Linked DNA regions of Homo sapiens: region 1 is linked to region 2. Evidence: read pairs that join two places in POLR2A ChIA-PET (ENCODE). Cell type or tissue: MCF 10A. All regions are shown on one strand. Each heading gives the region's core, and the rest is flanking DNA. Links, peaks and the distances in the headings are about the cores only.

Evidence for each region. ChIA-PET counts read pairs that join two places held together with the same protein. Peaks named below come from ENCODE experiments on the same cell type or tissue, not always from the same donor. Only the 100,000 strongest peaks of a DNase experiment are listed, where the experiment ranks them.
Region 1: POLR2A ChIA-PET joins it to region 2 with 5 read pairs; 2 of 35 experiments call an interaction of 5 or more read pairs at or near these places.

Annotation. Positions count from the first base shown.
Region 1 is chr5:146,404,372-146,416,270 of GRCh38, forward strand. No RefSeq gene overlaps it. Among named protein-coding and RNA genes, the nearest start is that of TCERG1, 37 kb to the right of the region's middle. RefSeq lists a silencer at 3,435-3,729 and an enhancer at 5,240-5,409. In MCF 10A, for the core only: no CTCF peak of the experiment used is centred there; a DNase peak (open chromatin) is centred at 5,140.
Region 2 is chr5:146,294,737-146,306,635 of GRCh38, forward strand. The region is part of intron 18 of RBM27-POU4F3 (RBM27-POU4F3 readthrough); the gene reads left to right. Among named protein-coding and RNA genes, the nearest start is that of POU4F3, 38 kb to the right of the region's middle. In MCF 10A, for the core only: no CTCF peak of the experiment used is centred there; no DNase peak of the experiment used is centred there.

The sequences.
Region 1 (11,899 bases), core at 3,336-7,335, 110 kb after region 2:
GGGAGACACACTCATTGGAACCTCCTCAGACAAGGCTGGGACAAAGATAGGATTGAAGAGGAGGGGGACCTCCAGGCAGATCTGACTACTCCTTTGCTAACTCCACTGCCTTTGCTTGAGTCTCTATGCTCTTATTGCACTCTCCCCTTGTTTGCATGGCTATTTTCCCATACAGACTGCAGGTCCCTAAGGGTCTTATTAGATGCTGTATCCCTAGGATCCTGCCCAGTGCCTGGCATACACTAAGTATGGAACTGACTTAGTTCAAAGCACAGTTTTAAATATCTCCAGGTGTGGCTTTGGGCATCATGAAAAGAGAAAAAGAAGACCCCATAAGTTAGGATTCTTTTTTTTTTCTTTTTTTATTTTGCCACAGAGTCTTGCGCTGTCACCCAGGCTAGAGTGCAGTGGCATGATCTCAGCTCACTGCAACCTCCGCCTCCTGGGTTCAAGCGATTCTCCTGCCTCAGCCTCCCAAGTAGCTGGGATTACAGGTGCCCGCCACCGCACCCGGCTAATTTTTGTATTTTTTAGAAGACACAGGGTTTCACCATGTTGGCCAGGCTGGTCTTGAACTCCTGACCTTGTGATCCACCCACCTAGGCCTCCAAAAGTGCTGGGATTACAGGTGTGAGTCACCGTGCCTGGCCAGTATTCTTTTACTTGTAAGTACAATAAACACAATATAAATGGGCTTCAACACAGATAACTGAAAAGTCCAGGAGTAGTGTTGACTCAAATGATGCCATCAGAACTTGATTTCTCTCCCTCTGTCTCTTGGCATTGCTTTTACTGGTTGGCTCCATTTCAAACAGGCTTTTTGCCTCTAGCTAGCAAAATTACTGCATAGCTGTAGACCTAACATCTTCCCAATTTCCAATCTAACAGGGAAAAAAAAACACATGAGATTTTGTCCCAGAAAAAGGCTCACTGCAACTTTAGTGTGGTCATGTGTCAATTTCTGAGACAATCACGATGTCATGTGTTGATTGAGTTGTATACTTTTCCACTGAATGAAGGTGAGAGCCACTCCCCTTTAATAATAAATTGAGATTAGATTGGGGTGAGCCCTCAAGGTTAGTACTTATTTTAAAATGTACTAGGGATTTTGTTTTTACCCTGTTATGGTGTGGGGCCAGCAGATCAGGGGGCAATTGCCATTGTCAAGAGTTTTGTTATTCATAGTTCCCAAGAGGAGGGACCATGTTGCATGCCATGTCATGCAGGACCACATGGGGAAGCACCAGGGTTGGGCAGGAGGTGGGAGTGAGGGGAAAGCTCATGTGAAACCTTTAGCCTTGGGTTTTAAGAGAAAGAATGGGCAAGGTAGTGTAAGCAGTTGGGCAGAATTAGGATTGCATGGTTTGAATCATTTGGGTGGCCTCTGGGTGAAAGGATAGTCCCTTGTTGCCTAGTACCTGGCCCTTGGGTGATTTAGGGCACAGGGATAGTGTCCTGGACTGCAAGAGCCTAATAAAAGGTGGTGGGTGGGGATTGGTTGGTTTGCGTATCACAGGGGTGCTCCAAGGCAAGTTTGCTGTCTCTAGGAATTAGCTACCCCCGGCATGGGCAGTCCCTCTCCAGGTCCACCAGACCCCAAGATGTTGAAGCATCATAAAACACAGAAAATAAAAAATATGATTAATACAGTGCTGGGTGGCAAAAAACAACGGATATCTATTACAAAGACTAAGGTCTAGTATTAGTATAAAGAAGCAATCTCATTCATTTAGCCATTCACTAGTTCATTCACTCATTCATTTTTTCATTCAACATTTTTTTAGGAGTGCATCATTCACCATTTATTAAAAATCTCCCATGTGCTAGACACTGAAGTAGGTGCAAGGAACGTAGAAGTGAACAAGCCAGACCTGGTTCCTGCTAATTAGAGCCATCAATCAAATAATTATACATATATATATCTCTATCTATCTACCTACCTATCTATCTATCGATGTTTTTTTTCTGTTGCCCCAGCTAGAGTGCAGTGGCATGAACATAGCTCACTGCAGCCTCAACCTCCAAGGTTCAAGTGATCCTCCTGCCTCAGCCTTCTGAATAGCTGGGACCACAGGCGCACACCACCACATCCAACTGATTTTTAAATTTTTTGTGGAGACTGGGTCTTGCTATGTTGCCCAGGCTGGTCTCCAACTCCTGGACTCAAGCTGTCCTCCCACCTTGGCCTCCCAAAGTGTTGGGATTACAGGAGTAAGCCACTGCACCCGGCCTAATAATTATAATTCTCAAGGACCTATTCCAAATGATGCGGGATCCAGTAATTCATTTTTAAAGGCTTTAGTTCATCTACTTGTTTTAGGCTATAGTGATTGTTGGGCCTGTCAGTATATTCTGGGCCTTTGGAGAAAAGATCTGATGCTCATAAATAAAAATGCTCCACAAATGAGGATGATTTTTTCATGACTTGTATGGCATTTTAGAGATTACAAGGTGCTTTAAGTATTCTCATTTACTCTTCACAATTCTTGTTAGATATAGATTATTATCATCTCATTTTACTGCTGGAGAAGCTGAGGCTTTAAGAAGTGAAGTGACTTGCCCAAAGATTTACTATCAGCAGGGGCCAAGCAGGGCTCAAAACCAAGTCCAGTTCTTTTTCCACTTTATTAGTATTTTCAATTGTGGGACCCCTGCCAGTGGCTCACAGAGCATCAAAATAGTGACCTCAATTAGTGAGAAATGTATCTCTATTTCATATCTCCCTCAATCATTTCAGCTCTGTCAAGGGCAAAGTCTCATATTTGTGCTAATATATCTTTAACACTTTTTCACTTGCTACCCTGTCTCTCTTTCTCTCCTTAGAAATCAAGAAAGCACAGGACTCTGGCTCAGAACTGTTGGCAGGCACAACTGAGAAGCTAGAATCTAATATCATTGTTTTGCTTTATTTATGACAAGCAATATTGGTTTTCCATTTATGGTAGAGATATTAAGTTTCCCTTTGAAATAAATGTATTTTTGAAGTTAAAACAGTGTTGATTGAAAACAAATACTAAATAAATAATAAGTAGCTTGTGGGTATGTGCAAGTCATGAAAACGGTACCCAAATTACTGCAATCTGGGAACACCTCATAGACCAAGCAAGTAGGAAGAGGCTCCTGGAAGGGAAAATGCAGATTCCTCTCCTTTCCTGTCTAGGGAGGAAAAAGGACTGGTTTAGGCCCTGCTCCAAATAAAAGACATGGTCACAATCCTCTAAGATGGTGCTTTTCAGGCCAAGGCCCAGAGACTGATGCCAATCCAAAGTGATATTTTCAAATCATTTGTGAGAAGAAAAAATAAGGACCGTGTATATGTCAGTGTAAGAAGGCCAACTATTCTTTCTTAGGTAAGAAGGTATTTTATTCTGAAACTCTCTTATTATTCATTTATTTTTGTATGAGTGCAAGTGTGTTATAATGCCCATTCTTTAGTAATTGGTTTATGATAATAGATGGCCATTGCTGATTGTGATTGTTCCAATAGCTTTACTTGGAAAAACAAATAGCTAGTGACCTTATCCTACCAAACCCCCCTCCTCCCTATTTTTTTCTATCAGTGAACTTCTGTTCTAGGAGACTTCAATTGCAGGAAACAGCTTGCCTTCTATTGCTAGAGGAAAAAGATATTGATAGGCCCAGCCTTATAACTGTGGTTACTAGCAATGCAAAACAGCAAGCCATAAATCCTTATTGAACTCAGGCACTGCTGTTTGCCATTGAAGAGATCTTTCTTTTCTCTCCAGTGTAACTAAATAAAGATGGGAGACCAGAGAAATAAGATAGCTGTTAAATTAAAGAGGAAAAACGTTCAAGTTTCAAGGAGGCTGTTACAAAAACAAATAAGCATATAAACCAACCAACCCCCAAACTCCTAGACCAATATCTATCTCTCAGTGACCTTGGACCATCTTAGCTGAGATGAGCAAACTGACAGCCCATTAAGAATGCCAGCCCCACTCCTCTTATTCTCTGATGATGGAAATGTAAACTGGTATATCAGGCTAACTCTTTGACCTAGCAATTCCTTTTTCACTAATTTGTCAGAGAAAATATCATAGTTGGGCACAAATAATTATTTGGTTATAAGGATCTCCATTAAAATAATCATTTACTGCATAGAAAAGCTAGACACAAATATCGAATGGCAAGGGGTTGGCCAGGTAAATCATAGCACATTGATACACTGGAATACTGTGTAAATATATGAAAATATATTGTAGAAAAATACTCAATATTATGCAAAATGGTAAGAACGTATTGTTAAATGAGACAAGTATAAAAAAGCAAAAGAATAAAATACATACAGAATATTGGATACAGTATGATTTAATTTTTATTTAAAAGATGTTGGATGGAGGATGGGAGGAGGGAGATGATAAGGAAAAATAACTAATGGATACTAGGTTTATTACCTGGGTGATGGAATAATCTGTACAACAAACCTCTATGACACAAGTTTACCTATGTAATAAACCTTCACTTGTACCCCTGAACTTAAAATAAAAGGTTAAAAAAGTGAGTCTTTTATAAACAGCAAAAAATAAAAAATAAAATAAAAAAGGCATAATACACAATAGGTCTGGGTGGTAAAATTATAAGTGAGTTCCATTTCCCTCTTTTTGTGTAAGGCTTTTTTTATGTCTGCAATGAAAACATGCTACTTTTACTTTAAGAAAAAAAGAGATTCCCTTTAAATTGGCCCCATTTAACCTGATTAAAATGGGTCAGCAACCCTATGCATAAGCTTAAAAGTGTGTATTTGTGGACTTGCATTTTGCAGTGCTGACGTGCTTCCCCTAGAACCGAAGGGAGACACGAAACCTCTCTGCAAACTCTTTGTAGATTCCCATCTGTGACTTGATAAATATTTGATGCAGTGGCCAGTCAACATCCCTACATTAGTGAAACTTCTGCCCAGGAGCAACTGCACAGCTCTCAGCAATGAGATCGGAGTAAGTTAAAAAGAGTGTATTCATTAGCCACTTCAAAGGGTTTGTTTTTTTTCAGCTGGAAATTTTGCAGGCTGTATTATTGGCCCCGCTGTCTACCGCATGACGACCAAAAAACATACTACTGCAAGGAGGAGCCTGCTTCTTCCCTTAACAACATTTTCTTTCCTTTGTGTTCACAGCCCGGGAGGCAAACGCACCATGAATCACCCTCCTGTCGTCCCTTTGGTTAAACAGCTGTGAATGTCTTAAGTGAGTTTAGGATCTGCCTGGTAACTTTAATGCCAAAAACCTGGAGTCTGGTCCCCGTAGGTTGTGTAGTTTTGTACAATGGGGATGGGCCACTTGTCCTCTCTGCATCTTCAAAGACTATAATTGATAATTAAAAGTCAGCCTTTTGTCCCTAAATATCCTGAATTGACAAGTAGAATGAATGAACAACGTGTAGCAGGGCAGAGAAGGGCTCTGGTGAAACCAGCTGAAATTAATCCTGAAGCTAGCTACAGTGGTTTTCAGGAGGACCTGAGTAAACTCCTACTCATTTTTCAAATCTTGATTTAAATATCACCTCTTCCTAGAAGGCTACCAAGATCCAAGCCTGGTGCCCCTCCACTGAGCTTCCATAACTTCTGTACTTCTGTGAGAGCCTGTAAGCTGTACTCGAACTACCTGCTTGTTTATGTCTCTCCCCAGCAAACTATGAGTTTTGGGAAGACTGTCCTCTCCACCACTGCCAGGCATCTGGCACTTATAAAAGTGCTGAATAAATATTTATTGAATTGAGTACATTTTTCCTGAAACTCATGCTTCAGAAGAGTAACAAAATTTCAGGACTATAGGGCATCAAATTTGAAAGTTTCCTCTTTTCATTGATTGAAGCCCACTGTCCCTGTTCCCGACCCATAGCCGTCAAAGCAAGCAGCTGTCTAGTCTGCTTGCACATTTCTAATGACAGACAGTTTACCTCCCTTTAAAACAGTCAAAGGTAGACTTTGAAATGACTAAGAAAGTTGAGTAAAATAAAAGACCAACAGGACAGGTCCTCTACCAAACTGGGAAGCAGGTAACCCAGGCGCCTTGTCACTTCTAGTTCCTCCCCTCTCATCATTATTGCAACTTCTTGAGGCCTTTATTCTCTTCCCCATTTTCTGCTGGGCCTTGCTCTCAGCTGAGGGTTAAGGAAACTCCACAGTGGTAGCCACTGACAGTAGTTTAAGGCTCTGCTTCACAAACCAGGAGTGTGTATGCCATGGAGTCCTTGAACTCCAAGATGAACATGGAGTCTATTGTGAAGCATCGTTTTTATTTGAAGAGCTAACATTTGTATGTTAAAAATATATGTAGTATGGAAAAGCATATAGGCATGATTTTAAATAGACAGCACAAGACTCAAAAGAAATTGATCAAAATCTTTTGGGCTGAGTCCTCAGACTCCTGGGGGTTAAGAATTCACTCTTGGTTTGATGGGTTACTTTGGTGGAAAATACAGGAGAAGTAACACTGGCTTAATATGCTGTCGTCTTATATCCCCTGGGGGCATTTGCATTTCCACTGGTTTCTTTTGGAGACTGAAAAGGCTTTAAAGCCAAGAGGAATCAATGCATAATGGTGGAGTTTCAGGCTGCATGAATTGGGGTAGAGGGACAGATATTATCCAGCAGAGGCATTGCATTTATAAAGAACATTTCCTAGTGATCTGTCAGCCTTTAACAGGCAGTCCCATTTCCGAGTAGGTATAGTAAATGTCCACTTGATTCTGCTTTGACAATGTTTGTGCAAGTAACTTTGCCCTTCTATGCCTCAGTTTCCTTAGCTCAGTATGAGAAATTAACTCATACAGGTGCCGTGAGCTACTGTATAAAAAGTACTTTGCTCAGTGCCCAACATATAATAAACATTAACTAAACAGCAGTTCTTACAAGCACTAATTATAAAATTAACATATGCTCAGTCAGACCTACCCCTAAATTTGTGGGCCTAGAGTTTGTTAACTTTTTTGTTAACAAACAAGCCAACAGACTGTTAAAAAAAAATGTGGTGTATCCTTCTACTTTTGAAACAAAGTTGAGAACTATTTTTCATATGACTGAATATCAGCAAATTTTAAAGTTGACTGATCTTTAATTTTCTGTACATAACTGGCAGTTCTGTTGTTTGGCTGATGTTTGGATGCGTAATAACAAAGGCATACATAATTCATACATGACTATATATTTGCTATATAAAAATTATTTTTTCTTGTCTTCATTTTAGCAAAATTACAGTTACGTTCTTCCAATCAGGATTTTTACATAATTTATGTTCAAAGATAGTAATGCCAAATTCAACACCCTTTCTTAGCCATTGTATTCTTATTTTTAAATTAATTTCATCATGGAGAAAACTTGCTGTTAAGTCAATAGCAACTGAAATTGTCAAAGTTATTGTAACATTTACATTCAGAAATTGGCAATGGATTTTACATATAAAGTTCAAATACTATCATGGGGTCTTAAATTGTTGTTACGATAGAAAATACTACAAAAAATTTTAATTTCATAATATAAATCTATCACTTACATTGCAATTTTTACCTTCTCTAAAAACAATATCCAGATCCAGAAAATATTTTGGTAAGTTTTTTTTTATTTTTAATAAACCTAAAGTGATCTCAACAGATATTAGTTTGGGGATTATTTGTATGTGCATATTCTCTTTTATAGTGATGCAAACATTTTTGTTTACTTGTTCTGATTTTCTCATATTTTATAGAAATGTCACATTTGTTACATATTTTACATGCAGTTTATTTCAATTTAGAGTAACTATTTTCTCTCTATAAAAAAATTTAATCGTAAAAAGGCAAAACAGCCAAACTCATTATTTGGTTCCAGTTTTTAGAATTTCTGCAAGCTTTTGCTAACATCATTAAAAACAACAGTTTCTACCAAATAACCATAGATAGTGCAGATTCAGAAATAATTTTCTGCCAAAGATCATGATTCCTTCCTTAGCAAAGTAATGCAGGAACAGAAAACCAAATACCACATGTTCTCACTTATAAGTCGGAACTAAATGATGAGAACTCATGAACACAAAGAAGGAAACAACAGGCACTGGGGTCTACTTGGGGGTGGGGGGAGTGGGGAGGGGAAGGGGCAGAAAAGATAACTGTTGGGTGCCGAGCTTAATATCTGGGTGATGTAGTAATATGTACAACCAACCCCTGTGACACGTTTATCTATGTAACAAACCTTCACATGTATGCTCAAACCTAAAATTAAAATTCTAAAAAAAGATCATGATCCTTTTTTTTTTTTTTTTTTTTTTTTTTTTTGAGATGGAGTCTTGCCGTGTCACCCAGGCTGGAGTGCAGTGGCACGATCTCGGCTCACTGCAACCTCTGCCTCCCAGGTTCAAGCGAGTCGCCTGCTTCAGGCTTCCGAGTAGCTGGAACTACAGGCGCCCACCACCACACCCGGCTAATTTTTGTATTTTTAGTAGCGACGGGGTGTCACCATACTGGCCAGGCTGGTCTCAAACTCCTGACCTCGTGATCCGCCCGCCTCGGCCTCCCAAAGTGCTGGGATTACAGGTGTGAGCCACCGTACCCGGCCATGATTCTTTTTATTTAAGGATTATCTTTTATTTCTCATACTCTTCCAGTGCATCTTGTTATCTGGTGTAAATAAAATTTTGTTGTTTTAATAGCTTTTAGTCAGCATTCCCTTTGTGTGTCCAAAAGTGTTTTAGTGACAAACATATAACAGCTTTTTCAAGTTGTTTCATCTTTGGACAGATACAGAAAATATCCTATGTAGTTGTTTAATTGTTCTGAAGATGCAATCACCCATTTGACACAGCTGAGAACATGTCCCTTAATAAGAAATTCAAACTATGTATCACACATGCCTCATAATAAATGCTTGTTCCTTACCAACTGCCATTATCATTAGCTTGCCATCATTATTCTTTTAAATCAATGTCTAAAATTCAAAATTGTATTTTCAATTCTACTTTTTACAATAGGTATAAAATCAATAACATACACAATTTTGACTTCAATTTTTATCATCTGATGAACTATCAGATGCAAGTGTGGCCTGCCCACCATCATCAGATGATGGTACATCAGAAGATAAATATTAGTTGCTCAATATGATTTTGTCCTAACATAATTTACGTAAATTAGTTACTATTAATTTAAAAATTGTATCTCTAATATCTTTTATCACATTTAATAGTATTTTGAATTCTCCATTTAAAGAAATATGATCTTTTAAAATTCAATTTTGTTTTTTTTTGAGACAGGGTCTCGAGAGCTCTGTTGCCCAGGTTGTAGTGCAGTGGCTCAGTCTCGGCTCACTGCAACCTCTGCTTCCCAGGTTCAAGCAATCCTCCTGCCTCAGCCTCCCTAGTAGCTGGGACTACAGGTGCATGCCACCATGCCCAGCTAATTTTTTTGTATTTTTAGTGGAGACGGGGTTTTGCCATGTTGGCCAGGCTGGTCTCGAGCTCCTGACCTCAGGTCTTCCGCTCGCCATGGCCTCCCAAAGTGCTGGGATTACAGGCCTGAGCCACTGCGCTGGGCCTAAAATTCATTTTTATCTATGTTATATGCTTGGCTATTTTGGCATCACATTTGAAAGTTATTTTTTCTACTAGACTAGAACATTTCCATTGTTTTCTATGAATATCGCACTGTTGCTGTTCCACACAAGCTTGCCTAAGTATGGCACATCTAATACTGTTTTCTTAAGAATATCACAGCGATATTGTATATTTGTATTTGCTTGTTTATTTGTTGAATACTGTTAATCATTTGTGTTGTTTCAGGCTTTTTTTTTTCCATTCTAGTATTTGCGTGTGCATTTTTTGGGGTCGGGGTCAAATAACATTTTGTATTCTTTTAATTGAGAACCTAAGTATTTCCAGTCACAGATTCTTTCACTGGACAAAGCTGACTGTGAAGACAGACTGAAATATGTAATAATAGTAACAAAATATTTTGTCTTTTGACTTAGAATATTAAAAAAGTTTCTACAGTTTCTCCATTGGGAAAAAAACTTACAATAATACAAAATATTAACTTTTCTGCCAAGTTTATTCAAGGAAAAATTTATAACCAATAATTTAAATCAACTTACATTTTTCTGGAAATGTTCTCAGATTTCAGAAAGCTGTGACAAACTTTTCTAGGATCACCTTCCAATAAACAGTAAAGAAGCAAAAAGTTTTTAATCTTTCTTGTCAAATTTGCCAATTTCCCCATAATTTCTTTATCATCTAATGGGCAGACCCACTTGCACTCGTTTCTTTTGAGTTGTGAATTTGATATAAAAATATCTTTTTCATTGTCTTATTTTAATCATGAAAGAAACTTCATGTAAAGAACATGAAGTTACAGGTGTTTGATCTGATCTATTCAAGTTGTGGACTTACTCAGAATACTTTTCTTATTTTCATTGTTTTGCTCAGTAACTAAATCTTCACTGAACAGGGAATTTGTAATGTTTGTTTATGAATTGTATGTGGGCCATGCTCAGGAGTTCGCAATTTAAACAAATTACAGCTGACCACCTTGGTGAATATGTTTGTTTTTCTTTTCTATCCTTATTTTTCTGAGCTTCACTTTCATATTTTGTAGGTCTAGCACAATCTTAACTTGTTCTCATTCTTGGTCAGCTAAAGAATTAAGATAAGCAGCCATAAAAAATGATGAGTTCATGTCCTTTGTAGGGACATGGATGAAGCTGGAAACCATCATTCTCAGCAAACTATCACAAGGACAAAAAACCAAACACCGCATGTTCTCACTCGTAGGTGGGAATTGAACAATGAGAACACATGGACACAGGAAGGGGAACATCACACACCGGGGTCTGTTGTGGGGTGGGGGGAGTGGGGAGGGATAGCATTAGGAGATATACCTAATGTTAAATGATGAGTTAATGGGTGCAGCACACCAACATGGCACATGTATACATAGGTAACAAACCTGCACGTTGTGCACATGTGCCCTAAAACTTAAAGTATAATTAAAAAAAAAAAAGATTTAAGATAAAATGTAATCATATTCAAAGGGTTCCAAATTCGAATATATTTCATCAAAAATGTAATTAAAGTAAATGCTAAAATACTAAAAAATTAAAAACATTTCCTATTTTGTCAAAAAAGTTATTTTTCTTCTGCTAAAATATCCAAAATTATTGATTGAAGCTTAAGGGTAAAATACAAATGGTAATTAATGAATACTAATATTTAAATAAAAATTTCAAATGAAGCTTAATTTTTACTTAGTTTTAAATTTAGTTTACTCATTACATATTTTCATAAACATTAAGTTATCCGCAATTTTTATATTCAATGTTTCATGCTTCAAGCATGCTATGTCTAGACAATGTATAAAAAATTAAAAGTAGTATTTTTTAAATTGCAAAAGATTCTTTAGCTGCTATGTGTAACTGCTGCAAACACTGCAGTAATTTGTGAGTACTTACCCACAAACTGGAACTTGAAGAAAGCAAGAAAATGGATGCTTGTTACCCCGGGATATGCTGTGTTATTTTCTAAGAATCTATAGCATTCATGACACCTGAGAAGAAAGATTTGACAAGTATATTAATTTGTCTTTTACCTAAATGCTTCCACAGCTTAAATTCTCCTTGCACACACATTCCTCAGCAGTGTCCTTTTGTGATGCTGGCAGCAGCACAACCTGTGATTCTTCACAACATTTGGGTGGTCAGCTTGTGTTTCCAGGACCGAGGAGCATTTTCCATGGCCTGAATGGTGTTAGTCACCAAAGTGATTGTTTAGGGTATCTGCAATGGTCACCTGATTTCATATATTCTTTAATACATTTGTCTTTTTATGTGTCTTTTCTAAACATGAGATCTGAGGTAGGGGTTCCTCCTTACCAGATCTAGGGCTGTCCTGAGTACAGTAAAAATAATCCAACACTACTT
Region 2 (11,899 bases), core at 2,631-6,630:
ATCTACTCTTTGTTTTAAATTTTCAAGTGAATATTATTGATAAATTAGATGAAGCTGAAGAAAAGTCTAGAGATTGAAGTAAATTATTAAAATCTACTTAAGAGTGAGGACTTACATAAGAACTCTTTATGGAAAGCTGTACTGAGATCCTAGTATTTTTGGAAAGCTATTTGTGAGTTATAGACACCTGTCAATTTCTCAGAAATGGTCTTATCTGGAAAAAGAAAAGTAGAACCTAACTGGTACATTCAGACGTGTTCAGAGAACTTTCAATATTGTAAAAACAACATAGCATATTTTGCCTCGTCTGTTTTACAACCATGGAGGATTGCCTTTTTATTCATTTTGAGGTTTTGATTATCATCACTGGCAGTTTTATGCTTCATAGACTTAGGGTAGCAGAAGTGGTAACAGTAGATGGCTTCACTTGTCTTTCTTTCAGCATGGCCTGCATGAATCAGAATCCAAAGAAAACCAGCACACTTAAAATAGAAAAATTGCACTTTGGGAAGCTGAGGCAGGAGGATCACTTGAGCCCAGGAGTTTGAGACCAGCCTGTGCAACACGGTGGAACCCCATCTCTGCTAGAAATACAAAAATTAGCTGGGTGTGGTGGCGGGCATCTGTAATCCCAGCTACTTGGGAGGCTGAGGCAGGAGAATCACTTGAACCCAGGAGGCGGAGGTTGCAGTGAGCCAAGATCATGACACTGCACTCCAGCCTGGGGGACTGAGCGAGACTCCATCTCAAAAAAAGAAAAGAAAAAAAAAAAAAAAGGAAAGAAAAGAAAGAAAAAAAAGAGAAAAAGAGGAAAGGAAGGAAGGAAAGAGAGAGTACAATGAATTTTGATTGGTCGGGTCATCCTTTACCATTCTTGCCCAGAAACATGGATTTTTGTATGTGTGTGTGCCATAAATAAGAAATTAAGAAAACAGATGAGACGGTAAAATATTCCGCACACAGAAGCACTTTAATGACTGTCGAGTAAACGACTTAAATGAAGAACCAGGAGAGAGAACGAAGAACAAGCTATCTCTCTGCCTTTTATTTGGTTAATTTTCATTTCATTTCACCACAACTTTAATGGTGCTAAGAAGAAATTGTTGAAAATTTAGAAAAGGAATTGTGGAAGTTACTACATCACAATATACTTGCTTTTTTTTAAAAAAAATAAAATTAAGCCTTGGTTTCTTTAAGCATGGTTTCATTTTCATTCAGTGCTTTTTTTTTTTTTCCCTCCATGCAGTACTTTTATGTCCGCACTCTTTTTTGTTTGTTTTTTGAGAGAGTCTCACCCTGTTTCCCAGGCTGGAGTGCAGTGGCACAGTCTTGGCTCACTGCAACCTCTGCCTCCCGAGTTCAAGTGATTCTTGTGCCTCAGCCACCCAGCAGCAGGATTACAGGTTTGTGCTACCATACTTGGCTAATTTTTTTATTTTTTGTAGAGACGGGGTGTCACCATGTTGGCCAGGCTGGTCTCGAAATCCTGACCTCAAGTGATCCACCCGCTTTGGCCTCCCAAAGTGTTGGGATTACAGGTATAAGCCACCCCGCGCAGCCAATGTTAGTATTCTTGACCTGAGAGAGGGATGGCAAGCAGAACTCAGGGCCCGCAGAGCTGATGCAGGTAGCTCATCTCCCACACCTTGGGCATTTCTCAGCCATAAAATGGTCCGTAGAGCCTTATGATCAAAATAAGATTGTTTACCATGTCATTGCTCATTATGTGACTCACTGTGCTGTTTCTTAAACATTATTAAGTTTCTTAAACATTATTATTTAACTCTGAGGTATACTATTATTTTTCCTTTTTTGTGCAAGAGGAAACTCGGGCATAGAGCAGTTGTGTCACCGATAGTCTCAAAGCAAAGCCAACAATTAAAACCACGTTATGCCTGACATCAAAGTGGGGCTTTTAACCATTGCTTGATACTGTGCTCACATCTCAATTCTTGCTACTTGTGAGTAGGGATTAGTCTTTTTTGTTTTGTTTGTCTTTTTTTTTTTCGTTTATTTGGAGACAAGGTCTCTCTCTGTCATCCAAGCTGCCTGGTGGGAGTGCAGTGGTGCTATCACGGCTCATTGTAGCCTCAACTTCCTTGCTCAAGTGATCCTCCTACCTCAGCCTCCCAAAGCACTAAGGTTACAGGTGTAGTCACTGCACCTGACCTTCTTAGTCTTTAGAAGACTCAGTTTACTCATATAAAATGAACATTATAATATTAGTACCCATTTAATGTTCACAGGGTTGCAATGAACATTAAATGGGAGTTCACTGAAGGTATTTTGTGAAATGTACATCACTATTAGCAGATCTAAGCTTCATCAGATTGTCTCGAATTATTTTCAACTGCAATTGAATTTTCTACCTTGGTTATTAAATCTTGTGGGATCACCTAAATAAATGTGTAAGCAATGTTGAAGAAAAGAGAAAGGTATACTGCATACCTGAGTTGGCACCTCTATATTTCTATAGTACTGTACACCATGATAATCAACTAGATAAAGACAGCTATAGGTAACGACATTTTCTAATCCTTAGCAGTTGTAAGTACACATTGCATGTAGTCATGAGTTGCCTCAAATACAGCATGTTTTAACAGTCTTATAAATCACTTCCCAAGATGGTAGAAAGGGCTCACTTTCCAGACAAGAATCCTTTCTTGGCCGAGCGTGGTGGCTGACACCTTAATCCCAGTACTTTGGAAGGCCAAGGCGGGTGGATCACGAGGTCAGGAGATCGAAACCATCCTGGCTAACACGGTGAAACCCCGTCTCTACTAAAAAAAATACAAAAAAATTAGCCGGGCATGGTGGCGGGCGCCTGTAGTCCCAGCTACTCAGGAGGCTAAGGCAGGAGAATGGCATGAACCGGGGAGGTGGAGCTTGTAGTGAGCCAAGATCATGCCACTGCACTCCAGCCTGGGCGACAGAGCGAGACTCCGCCTCAAAAAAAAAGAAAAAAAAAGAATCCCTTCTTACCAGTTTTCCTTATACCACATAAAAGCATAAACACTTCCCTAGTCTTGAGCTCTTTGTTCTGGGTGTTTATTTAAGAGAGTCACTTCAGAATCCCCCTTACTGGCTGTTCTCTTGTCTGTTATATGATCTGCTCCAGCCCAGTAAATCCTTTAGTGTGAATCCCTTAGTTATAGAAAATGAGATCTTTCCTTTCCTTAACTATTCTGTGGCTGGGCACGGTGGCTCATGCCTGTAATCCCAGCATTTTGGGAGGCCGAAGTGGTGGGATCGCTTGAAGTCAGGAGTTCGAGACCAGCCTGGCCAACGTGATGAATCCCTGTCTCTACTAAAAATACAAAAATTAGCCTGGCATGGCTGCGCATGTCTGTAATCCCAGCAACTCAGGAGACTGAGGCAGGAGAATTGCTTGAACCCAGGAGGCAGAGATTGCAGTGAGCCAAGCTCGCGCCACTGCACTCCAGTCTGGGAGACAGAAAGAAAAAAGAAAAAATTCTGTAAAGCGTGTATACTTGTGTAAAAAAGCTGACCAATGAATTCTGCTATAGAGTGTGGCCAAAGGAAAACAATTCAAATAGAAAATTGGATGAAACTATTTTGTGTATAGAGTAGATTTGTTTGGGGGACACTAGAATAGCTATTGAATAGATATATCATTAGTACAAAGTATGTGAAATAACTTCACAAGTCATTCATGGATTTTGTGTTTCTGGATAAAAGGCAGAAAAAAATTTAAAAGGAAGCTGTCATTTTCTTCATCTTGTAACTTTTATAAAATTATCATTCAAATGATACACACTGAAAATAATCATTATTAAAACTATTTAACATTTCTTTTTTTAGTGAGTTCTATTATAACCATTTAAGCAAATGTATTGATTTATTGAACATCCTGGAAGATAAAAATATTTTAAACACGCAAATGGAAAATAGACACACTTTTTGTTTGGAAATGATGAATCTGTGCTTGTTTCCCCTCCTCCCTTCTAACATGCCACACTATTAAAGTGACCAGAGGGAGACTTTACTTACTTTTATTTTTTATTAGATTGGTATTTTTTCCCTTTTAAAAATTTCAATAGCTTTTGGGGTACACTTGGTTTTTGTTACATGGATGAATTCTATAGTAGTGAATTCTGAAATTTAAGTGCACCAATCACCTGAGTAGTGTACGTTGTACCTAATGCATAGTTTTTTTTATCCCTACACCCTTTTCATCCTCCCGCTTCTGAGTCTCTAAAGTCCATTATATCACCCTGTATGCCTTTGCGTACTCATAGCTTAGCTCCCACTTATAAGTGAGCACATAAGGTTTTGGGTTTCCACTCCTGTGTTACTTCATTTAGAATAATGGCCTCCAGCTCCATCCAAGTTGCTGCAAAAGACATTATTTCATTCCTTTTCATGGCTGAATAGTATTCCATGGTGTATATATGGCACATTTTCTTTATCGGCTCTTTAGTCAATGGGTGCTTAGATTGGTTCCATATCTTTGCAATTGCAAATTGTGCTGCTATAAACATACATGTGCAAGTGTCTTTTACATATAAGTGACCTCTTTTCCTTGGGATACCCAGCAGTGGGATTGCTGGATCAACTGGTAGATCCACTTTTTAGCTCTTTAAAGATCTACTTTTAGTTCTTTAAAGAATCTTCATACTGTTTTCCATCAAGGTTGTAGTAATTTACATTCCTACTAACAGTGTATAAGCATTCCCTTTTCCCTACATCCACACCAACATCTATTGTTTTTTAACTTTTTAATCATGGCTATTCTTGCAGGAGTAAGGTGGTATGGTATCTCACTGTGGTTTTAATTTGCAGTTCTCTAATGATTAGTGATTTAAGCATTTTCTTCATATGTGTGTTGGGCATTCGTACGTCTTCTTTTGAGAAATGTCTATTCATATCCTTTGCTCACTTTAAGAAATTTTTATTATTTTTATACATTTATTTTAAATTATTAAATTAAGTAGAGTTGGGGTTTCACCATGTTGGCCAGGCTGGTCTCAAACTCCTTGGCAGCAAGTGATCTGCCCATCTAAGCCACTCAAAGTGCTACGATTACAGGCGTGAGCCACCACGCCTGGCCACCTTTGCCCACTTTTTTTTCTGTTTGTTTTTGAGATGGAGTCTTGCTCTGTTTCCTGGGCTGGAGTGCAGTGGCATGATCTCAGCTCATTGCAACCTCCACCTCCCAGGTTCAAGCTATTCTCCTGCCTCAGCCTCCCAAGTAGCTGGGATTACAGGTGCCGCGCCACCACACCCAGCTAATTTTTTATATTTTTGGTAGAGATGGGGTTTCACCATATTGGCCAGGCTGGTCTTGAACTCCTGACTTCAAGTGATCTGCCCGCCTTCGCCTCCCAAAGTGCTGGGATTACAGGTGTGAGCCACCGTGCCCAGCCCTTTGCCTACTTCTTAGTGGGATTATTTATGGTTTCTTTTGGTGATTTTTTTTGAGTTCCTTGTAGATTCTAGATACTAATCCTTCGTTGGATACATAGTTTGCAAATATTTTCTCAGAGAAAGACTTTTCTATGAGGCTGTTTTTATATCTCAATTTTATACTTCCTTAGGATATCACCTCTCTATTCATAACCTTTTTTTAAAAAAAAAAACCCATTCCCTATAGCAAAGGATACCCCTTTAAGAAGAAGGGAGGCCGTAGCCACATAGATTTCCTCCAGGATAGTCAGGGGCCCTATGCTTAATTCACAGGGAGTCCCTCTGCTTCATTTTCTGCTTTATTCTTCTTTCTTGTTGCTGGAGTGATTAACTTAATGTGACTACCCAGAAGCCAGAGGCAAAGTTGTTCTTCAAATTTCAAATCAAAACAGGATAGCAGGTGTGAAATTTTTAATAATGGCTTTATCTAGACTAGATCTGGAATATTAGGGGAGGGGACTTTTTAATATTACCTGTGGATTCCATTCTAACACTCCACTGTCACCCCAAAGGGTAAGCACCTGCAGGAAAAAGCCTATGTTATAGCCAACAGGACACTTTTTTCAGGCAACAAATGTAAGGATTATGTAATCATTCAAACTTTTACATTGTTCTAGCACTTCCTACTAGAGAATACAAAGATTACAAAGTTGCATTACAAAGTTATTGTAAATAAGATTACAAAGTGCATGAGAGACTGGGACTTTGAGGTGGGTAAAGATAATTTGCTATTGCTACTTCATGAATTGGTAGTAATACTAAAAAGCAACTCACACAATTTTTGAAGAACTTTACCACCTACCGCATTATGTCAGGAATAAATGAGTGTCATCTGCACATTTGTTTCAGGAGGGTAATAAATTATATGATAAACACAGAGGAAACATCCTTGCTATTTCTCCCCATACATGTTGACTTTGCATAAGCTTAGTGCTCAGGTTTTTATGAAAATTAACTCCTTTTTCCCAACAGAGGCTGGCAACACTGGGAAGAAGAGAAATTCTAAAATAGCTGCTTAATTTTCTTCCTTCTCCCACTACCTGGTTTATTTGTTATTTAAATACTCTATAGATACTTTAGTAATAGGTGCAGTTCTGGATGTTGCTTTTTAAAGGTGATAGTATCTGTTCTAGAGTAAAAATACCTGAGAGGAAATTGTGATAAGTGAAAGAGTGGTCTGGAAATCATAATTTTGAATATGTGCATAGGCACCTTAGAAAGTTTTGCTACCATGTGGCACAAGACACATAAGTATCACCAGTTTTGGTAGTCATCAAAATATATATCACTCCCCCACGTTTTTTTCATTTTTGTGGTTTATAAAGAGTCTGTGTTTCTATTTCAGATTAATTGCATTCTGCTCTGTGAGAGCTTACACATTTTTACAGACAATACAGCAAATAAGCATGTGCTGCAGATCAGGAATATGTGGAGAGGGAAATAGAAACATGGCCAGTGTGGGTAGAAAGACCTAAACGTTGCCATACAGCTGAGCAGCTCTTAGAATTCAGTTGGTCTGTGACCAAAAAACAGCGCCTGTTACATGGCTCATAGGTTTTGTTGTTTAATAAAACACAGAAGTGACACAGAAAGCTTTGGCTGCATGTGGATTTTGTTTTGTTAGTACAACTAATGGCATGTGGGCTTTGCCCAGCTCTGTGTATTTTCCCCACATTTGGATGAATGAGGTAATGTGCTACTTACAGGGAGCTTGGTTTTTGGTCATAGGCTGTCTTCTCTTTGTGGTATTTCTATTTTAATTTCACATCCTACCAGCTGCTTCTGGGATCATTGATGCTAAAGGGGTATGTTCATGGGGGTGGGTGGAAAAGAGGGAGGATGATATCAAAGGAATCTACTGTTCTTGTGTTGTTTCATGTCTTTATTTCCTCTACAACCTCCTGTAAGTCCAAGGCTGAGGCCATCCCTGTTGAGCAGGCAGAGAGGAAAAGGCATACGGGCATTAGGGAGAGGTCGACTGTGGGATGAAGGAGGACCTGTGCCAGCGAGGGGTTCTAGCTTGAAAGGTGAGACAGTCATTCTGGCTCATAGGAGAACATGCCATTGGCCCGCTGAAGGCTAGAGCAGGGTCTTGCTGTACCCCACTCGATATGTACTGCATGATCATGTGAGCAATACATGGTCATGATGAGCTAAAAATAGCCCCCCACCCCTGACTTTTTTCTGGTAAGCAAATGAATATTTCAACCACCTTTTTTAATGGACTATCAGTGGCACTCACTCCCTAGACTGCTGTAGAGATTAAACAGGATGCCAGTTTATGCACAGCAATAGAACTGCCTCTTCTCTCCATGCAAGAAAGCATTAGAGAATGCAAGTGAGGGAGAGAGAGTTCATTAGAAGGGATAACCTCAAATCCACCCTAATTTGTGACAGCGGATCTTTCATAAACAACACTCTTTAGGTCAAATGTGCAGTGACCCAAGATGTTAAGAATCACTGCCTTTGAACAGTAGCTTATGAAATGTGGGGAAAATACACAGGGCTGGGCAAAGCCCACATGCCATTAGTTGTACTAACAAAACAAAACCCACATACAGCCAAAGCTTTATGTGTCACTTCTGTGTTTTATTAAACAACAAAACCTATCATCTGGTCTCAAACTCCTGATCTTGAGTGATCTGCCCACCTGGTCATCCCAAAGTGCTGGGATTACAGGCATGAGCCACTGCGCCTGGACAATAAATATATTATTAAATATATATATTAAACTTCCCCAAGTGATTCTGGCATGCAGAATGGGAAGTACTTTCTAGAATCACTGATGTCATATACTGATGACAGCAGGCAGGACATAGGTGACCTTTCCAAAGAAGTGCAAAGACACACCCCCTGTGACAATTTGGATAAAAGATCCGAGTGACAAAAGTGCCATTGAAAGGACCTAATCCCCAGTCTCCAGCATGGGTTGGAGGCAGAACACTGGAAAAAGGACCAAATTTTCAAGCCATGCCTCCTGTGGCCCCTGTACTGATCACCACATTGATACCAACCGTCCTTCAAATCTCCCTTGGACTATGAAGGGAATTGTATTCTATTCAAAGGACTGTGAGAACATCATGACTAGGAATATGAGTTAGGAGGCAACCTAGAGCCTGTCACTATCATTCCATCGTGAAAGCTGCAGCTATACAAAATGTGAATTCTAGGAAACATACCCAGTATTGTCATTCTCATGCATGGACGATAATAAGGCCATCTTGATAATAATAATAACTCACAAAAACTCAGCACTTCTTTTGGACTGTCCTAAGAACCCATTTTATAACCTTTTGGGGTGGGTACTCTTATTATTCCATTTTGCCAGTGAGGAAGTTAAGATACTGAGAGGTTAACTTACCCAAGTTACAAAGCTAGTAAATGGTAGAGCTAAAATTTACGTTTAGATGATCTGGTTTCAGAAATGGCTCCACTTTAACTACTACTCCATACTGCAGATCACAGAACCATAAGGGGTGCTGTGATAACACCATCTTTGCAACTCCATAAAGGGACCAACAGATTTAATTCTGACCAAATTTGTATGGAGGCAGAAATAAAGGTTAGAATAATTTTGCATTTATAAATGATGACTTTAAAATTTACAACCTTACCATTCATTTAACATCCATGAAAGATGCTGCTTTTAGAATGTTTATGGAAATTGGACAGCTTTCTAAATGCTGTTTTAAAAAGTAGGATTCTTTTCATTTTCTAGCATTAGTTTTAGTCCCTATAAATTCAACTCCTATTATTATTGCTTACTATAGTATTTAAATACTAGAAATCATGAACAGAACTCACTCTGACAATTTTACTATGCTTTGCACTTTAAACAAATATTGTCTTAGGAGCAGTGATGCATTCACTGTTATTTCCTGTCATCGCCATACATATCCATATTTTTTCTATTTGTATCTCTTTTATACTCATTCTATTTTTCAAGATTGTCTTTATGAAGATACATCTGTTTAGCTTTGGTGATTAGCAGAAACATTAGCAGACCTACTGTTTCAGAGCATAAATAATTAATGGATGTTCCTCATTAATTTCTTCTGAGACTGACTCTTGTTAGACTACAGTTAGATATATTTCTTGAATTAAGATCAGATATAAGGAGCACAGACTCTCCACCTATTTTGAAAATAGGCCATTTACTTTTGAGGGAAAATTATGACATCCGAATCCATCAGTGGCAATAAAAGAAAACCTGTTTTAATGAGATGCAACACATGTCTTTTGTTTGTGAAGGGCCTTACATCACAAGGTGTCCATTCTATGATTTGTTTCTTTAATTCTCTACACAAACCTGCCTTTTAATCAAACAGATTCAAAACACCAGGATCCTGCCTATTCCTGCACCTGACCTCCTTCCTCCCTTTGCTTTGTAAAACAGCCCCATTTCATTGCCTGCTGGGGGTCCGCTCTGAGTTGATATACATACAGTGGAACCTTTGCCCTGGTTTAATTTTTAGTTTCCACCCTTAATATTTATTAATATTACTATTATAAAACATCCCTTTTAAATAATCTGTTCACAATTAATGAACAGGCTATAAAAATATAGGTTCTGAGGCAAATAGCCCAGTGAAATACTTCGCTTGAAGGCTTTAGCCTAATTCATTGTTAGGTTTTCTTCCAAGAAAAAAATCAAATGCGCATCAGTGTTTGTTTGGTTCTGACACATAGAGTAGGTAAAACTTACCTGCCAAATGTCAACAGAATGTCTTCTTGGTCTTCCCAGGGATCTCAAGAAAATTGTTCAGCCTAGCTCTAAACTGGACTATACTTCACCCAAACAAAGGCAAATTGTGGATGGTTTAAAAACAAAACAACAAACTAAACTAGTAGAATAAGTGTATTATACAGAAGTGGGTGCCTCAAAGGTAGTGCTAAAGTGTCATATCTCCCAAATGTCTGTGCTAAAACTCTGAGTAATGGCAACCATTGCAGAAAAGAGAAGCTGTATTTCCTAGAAATTTTCTTGGGCATACTGGCTCCTGAGGATTTATCCCAAGGTAATAATGCCAGGTATTAATGAAAAATGTCTGTGTCATCCTGAAGGGCCAGCAGTAGCAAATTGATTAAATAAATTACAGGAGAGCAATATGATTGAATAGACCCCACCAATTATAAATAATATTGCCATAATAAAAATAGCTAACTTTTTTGAGGACTTGTCAGGCATAGTGCTAAGTGTTAAATAATGATTTTAAAGAATGTTTTTTAAAAAGTCTCATTTAGTTTTACAATGATCCTTAAGGTACGTATTATTATGCCCATTTTACAAAGAAGAAAAACAGAAGCACGGAGAGGTTAAGTAATTTGTCCAGGATCACATAGTAAAGAAATGGCAGAACTGAGCTATGAATCCAGGTAAAAGAAAAATTTAAAAATGGTCCGAAGGGATTGTTAAAGGAGAAAAGGACACTATAAAACTGATTATCCAGTAAACTTGCATTTTAATTTTGAAAAAGGTAGGTTTTTTCACTAGTGATTATGTCATCTTTCTATTTTTAAAATTAAAAAAATAATTTTATATTTGAGACAAAATTGGGTTGTATTTGATATAAAACATTTTGGCTATTTATAGTTCTACACTATGATGTCTACTTGGTGTCTACTTAATGACAACAAGATGACATTCCTTCCCTTGAGATTGCTGTCTAAATTCAGTAAAGAGCAGGCAGCTTATTAAAACAAAAAAAAAGTCTAGAAAAAAATACAAAGCCCTAGTTTGCTGTTACATTTGTTTTGACTGTAATTTAGAACTGATGCATAAAGAAAAAACTAGGCAATGACTCCTAGATGTCTAAACAACTGCAATGTACCCTGCAGATTGTGGCGGAGAGCCTGCCTGGCAAGAGTTAGATAAAGGTATACAACAGGAAAAGTGCTCACTAGTGCACTCACAACTCAATCCCAGCATTGGTTTCTTTAATAAATGGAGCCATTAAGTTGCATTGAAGTGAATATACATTATTAGTATCGCTTACCATGTTTATGATCCACTCCATATCAAAGTGACATAAAAAGCAGAGTTAGTACCAATTAATATCCAATTGCTCATCAAACTTTAATTTGTATTTGCTTTCCCCTGATTGATACATCTTTTATAACTGAAAGGCTCCATCTCTTTATAACATATGCTATCATTCAGGGCCACTTGTTGTAATCACTCTGCAAACCAGCGTGAAATTGTCTAATAATTCACCCAGGTTTTGTCACAAGTGCCTGAAGTTACAGCAGTCTTTTAAAAGGAGCAGCAGTCTTGCTCAGAATGTTTGAAATTATTAAAACAGCAGATCAGATCCTTGGCTAGAAAGCAATCTTTTTTTTTTTTTTTGAGTTGGAGTCTCACTCTGTAGCCCAGGCTGGAGTGCAGTGGCATGATCTCGGCTCACTGCAGCATCTGCCTCCCGGATTCAACTGATTCTCCTGCCTCAGCCTCCCAGGTAGCTAGGGCTACAGG